2 separate regions of the Homo sapiens genome follow, and region 2 is linked to region 1. Evidence: read pairs that join two places in POLR2A ChIA-PET (ENCODE). Cell type or tissue: GM12878. All regions are shown on one strand.

Region 1 (2,500 bases):
AATAAAAAGTAAGAATAAAGAGATTAAGACTATTTGAAAATCAATCCAGAAGTTAAGGCATAAAATCCAGAAGGTTCATCTCTCTTTCTGGAATTCCTGAAAGAGAAAATAGAAAATTGTGGGAATGAAAATATGTAAGAAAAAAAAATACAAGAAAAAATTCCAAATTATCTGGATTGAAAAGTCTCTCCAGGTATATAGTACAACGAATGAAAAAGACCCAGGCCAAGGCCACACTTTTGAGAAATTTCACATGTACGGTTTATTTTTTTTTATTTTTTGAGACAGAGTCTCACTGTGTTACCCAGGCTGGAATGCAGTGGTGCAATCTGTGCTCACTGCAACCTCCACCTCCCAAGTTCAAGTGATTCTCGTGCCTCAGCCTCCTGAGTATCTGGGATTACAGGCGCCTGCCACCATGCCCAGCTAATTTTTCATATTTTTAATAGAGACGGGGTTTCACCATGTTGGCCAGACTGATCTTCAACTCCTGGTCTCAAGTGATCTGCCCTCTTCGGCCTCCCAAAGTGCTGGGATTACAGGCATAAGGCACCATGCCTGGGCAACATGTACAAATTTAAAAGTGATTATTAAATAACAATGAAAACTACTAGCTCTTAGTATCTTTTTAAAAAGTGATTTCACATACAGTCTCACATTTAAATGGGCTTGAAGGGTCCAGTGTCCCTGGCAACAGAGAATAAAACACTTGTAGGATGTCATTTTCAAACCTTTCACAGATGAGAGAGCACAGTTCATTAATACCTAGGTATGTTTGCATGTGGACAAGCTTTGGAATGCATGTCCAGTTTCCTAGGCTAAGTGATTAGCTCTTAAAGATACAGTGCATGACTTCTAATTCCTTGCTATTCCCTCACGTCAACTGAAAACTGCTTTGACTAGGTAGGTCTGTGCAGCTGACTGATATATGAACCAAGCCTGGAGAAAGGAGATATGATGTCATGAGCATTTTTTTTTCCAACTTGTTTCCCTCAATACCCTTCAGGTACAGTGAATACGGTCACCTTTTCTCACTGTGTGCTCATGCGGACAAGGTTTTAAATTTTGATGATTGTCAGATTTTTACTGGTAGGTTTGGGCTTGGGTAACCCTCTTCCCTTCCAATAGTGTAGTTCTAGAATTCTGTCAATAAACAAGCTAGTGTGAATTAATTGAATCAGCTGCATCAATAAGGGGGGGTATTCAGTGTCTTCTCTCCTCAATGCCAAGGGGAACCAGGTGAGTGAAACTGATTGGCCAGACAGTTTCTTTGCCAAATCTTTGAGAGTCCTCAGGCTTTGGGAGAATTAGTAAAAAACGGACATGGACAGAATGTAAATGGAAAGTTGAACAGGCTCTTCACCAAGATGGTGGGTTGCAGTTTCCTGCAGCCACACAGTCTTTGTTGAAACAGGGCTGTGGTTATGAAGAGTTGTGCATTCTTAGCTGCCGCAGACTGTGCTGGGAATGGAAACTAAAGCAGTCAGTGGCGGTGACCACAACCCAGAAGCTGAAACCATGCTCTAATTTTACAGAAAATTGCTAGTTCTGGCTCTGTTCATTGCTTATGAGTTTTCATTTAGACTGCAAGGATTACATCTAGTTGTATGTGAAATAACATCTTGAAAATTGACTGAAGAAAAACCATTTAGCCCTCACTCATTTGTACTAACCCACAAAATGTCAGTACAAACATCTTCTAATATACTGTAAGATACATCCTTTAGCATTGACAGTCAGTACAATTATAGGAGTGAAAAACAGAGGGAATAGCCAAAGCAGCAGTGAGAAAAGAGGACGGACAAAAAAGATGAGGAGGAGGAGGAAGAAAAAAATTAGGAGAAGCGACTTTGCATTTGGGAAAAAATTTGGACTTATATTTATTTATGTGAATATCTTGCCAAATTTGGGAATTAACAGTATGTTAAAGAAAATGGTGAGAGCTGGCCGGGCGTGGTGGCTCAGGCCTGTAATCCCAGCACTTTGGGAGGCCGAGGCAGGCAGATCACAAGGTCAGGAGATCGAGACCATCCTGGCTAACACGGTGAAACCCCGTCTCTACTAAAAATACAAAAAATTAGCCGGGCGTGGCAGCGTGCGCCTGTAGTCCCAGCTACCTGGGAGGCTGAGGCAGAAGGATGGCATGAACCCAGGAGGTGGAGCTTGCAGTGAGCTGAGATCGCACCACTGCACTCCAGCCTGGGTGACAGAGCGAGACTGTCTCAAAAAAAAAAAAAAAAAAAAAAGAAAAAGAAAAAAAAGAAAATGGTGAGAGCTTATTGTAAAGATAAGACTAACTACCAGCCTTATTGGGCCAATGTGCTATTGAGAATTGGCTACTAACAGCTTAAAAATGTTTAGCCTTTTCATCTAAAAAACCTCACTCATTGTGGGACAGAGTACTAATCTTTTTTTTCTTTTTTGAGATAGGTTCTCACTCTGTCACCCAGGCTGGAGTGCAATGGTGTGATCACAGCTCACTGCAACCTCTGCCTCCTAG
Region 2 (2,500 bases), 110 kb after region 1:
GTCTCCTGAGTAGCTGAGACTACAGGTGTGTGCCACCACACCCGGCTAATTTTTGTATTTTTTAGTAGAGACGGGGTTTCACCATATTGGCCAGGCTGGTTCCGAACTCCTGACCTTGTGGTCTGCCCGCCTCAGCCTCCCAAAATTCTCGGATTACAAGCGTAAGCCACCACGCCTGGCCTGTGAATGTATTAAATGCCCCAGAGCTATACACATTAAAATAGTTAATGTTACGTGAATTTTACCTTAATTAAATAAAAAGAGAGCTACTACATGGAAAATGTTTCACATTGGCACTAGGTATGAAGTAGAAAGCAGGTATCATTATTGTAAAAGATGAGGTTCATAGTAAGAAAAACTAGAAGCATACTATATATCTAATAACGGTGGGTTAATTTAATAACGCTATATCCCAGTTAAACAATCTGATACTATGTATGTATTCAGAATAATAAGGTCGTGGTCGGGCCTGATGGCTCACACCTATAATCCCAGCACTTTGGGAGGCCGAGGTGGGTGGATCACCTGAGATCGGGAGTTTGAGACCATCAAACTTTGTGAAACCCTGTCTCTACTAAAAATATGAAAATTAGCCAGGTGTGGTGGCACATGCCTGTAATCCCAGCTTCTCCTGAGGCAGGAGAGCTGCTTGAACCCGGGAAGCGGTGAGCTGAGATTGTGCCATTGCACTCCAGCCTGGGTGACAGAGTGAGACTCTGACTTACAAAAAAAAAAAAAAAAAAAGAATAACAATATCCAGGTATAAATATGAACAGGAACAATGCTGATGTGTACCAAAATAAGACAAGCAAGACACAAAGCAGTATCTGTGCATCATGTGATCCTATTTGTGTGTCCATGTAAACATACATTTGGCAGGGCTATACTCCAAAATATAAAGAGTAGCAAAATGATGATTTAATAGTCTTTCTTTAATTTACCTTTATTTTATAATTTTCTACAACATCCACATACTGCTAGTATAATAAAGAAGTAAAAGTTTGAAACATGTCAAAATAAATGCATTCTGGTACTTTTTACTTAAAGATGAATTGTGATGAATTATTACCTAAAAGTATTCTAAATATAAATTCTCTAAATTATCTTGTTTTGTGTGTTCATAATTTTAACATTAGGCTTTTTTTGTTTTGTTTTGTTTTGTTGGTTTTTTGAGATGAAGTCTTGCTCTTGTCCCCCAGGCTGGAGTGCAATGGTGTGATCTCGGCTCACTGCAACCTCTGTCTCCTGGGTTCAAGCGATTTTCCTGCCTCAGCCTCCTGAGTAGCTGGGATTACAGGCACGTACCACCATGCCCGGCTAATTTTTGTATTTTTAGTAGAGATGGGGTTTCACCATGTTGGCCAAGCTGGTCTCGAACTCCTGACTTCAGGTGATCCACCCGCCTCGGCCTCCCAAAGTGCTGGGATTACAGGTGTGAGCCACCATGCCCAGCCTAACATTAGGCTTTTTAAAAGCACGTGTACACCCCTATTTCACGCATTAAAATTAAATAATTATAAGACATGCTAAATAATATGCTGAATTAATGCTAAATAACAGCATTAATTCAGAGTATGATTTAATTGTTTAATTAATTGCTATCTCCACTTCCAAAGGTCTAAGCCACGTGGAAGGACTGAATGGCCTCCTCAGAGTAACTATTTAGCTTTAGCAGAAAGACTTAAAATGCACCACCTCTCTCCCCCTTTTCATACGACACAGAACATGACCCATAAAGTCCAACACACCCCAGGCCGGATAGCTAAAATGGGCCTGATAAATAAAGGGCCCTGTGGCTGAGTCACCCATGGTTCACCCCTGACCTCTGGGGAAAAAAGAATACAAAAATTGAATCATGCACCTCCACACAGACTTCCCGTGGAAAAAGGATTTCTCAGAGAGTCAAGAAATGACTTAAGTCTTTGTTTCCTCAGTTTCCCAAAAGGGAGAAAAATCATGTCTCTTAGAAAAACTGTTGGTGTTTAGCATGAGTATTTCTGTGGTAAAAATGACCTTCGTGACACAATTCAGCAGGCCAAGGTATCCCGTTCACATCTGATTAATGCAAGCTGCCTTATCACTCCTGGTCTTTCCTTATCCTTCAGAGATAGCTCCAAATGAGGCTGAGTTACCAATTTTTGGAAAAAACAGACTGAAAAACAGATGTGTATTTTCGATCAATAGTTCATGAAAAACTCCTAATGAATAAAGTTCATCTCTTTCCTTTAGGGAAGAAAGCCAGCATTAGCATAAGTGTTTCAGGATTTCTTCATACTTTCTTTGTGCACAGAAATGCTCTACTAACTTCAATCTATTATTATTCTTTGGGAAATGGGATATAGTTGGGGAAACAATTTAAATTAAAAATTAGTTCTGAAACATTACAAATCTCACCATGAGATTAATTAGTTGCCTCATTCACTCATTCAGAATGTATTTTTTCAGTGACTCATTCACTCACACACCCACAGAGTCCCTACAATCATGTTTGGGATGCCAA

What was found. Peaks named below come from ENCODE experiments on the same cell type or tissue, not always from the same donor. Only the 100,000 strongest peaks of a DNase experiment are listed, where the experiment ranks them.
Region 2: POLR2A ChIA-PET joins it to region 1 with 10 read pairs; 2 of 35 experiments call an interaction of 5 or more read pairs at or near these places.

What each region holds. Positions count from the first base shown.
Region 1 is chr3:56,723,968-56,726,467 of GRCh38, forward strand. No RefSeq gene overlaps it. Among named protein-coding and RNA genes, the nearest start is that of TASOR, 42 kb to the left of the region's middle. In GM12878, no CTCF peak of the experiment used is centred here; DNase peaks (open chromatin) are centred at 1,137 and 1,484; H3K4me3 peaks cover 909 bases; H3K27ac peaks cover 1,715 bases.
Region 2 is chr3:56,834,022-56,836,521 of GRCh38, forward strand. It overlaps a transcript of ARHGEF3 not described here. Among named protein-coding and RNA genes, the nearest start is that of ARHGEF3, 33 kb to the left of the region's middle. In GM12878, no CTCF peak of the experiment used is centred here; no DNase peak of the experiment used is centred here.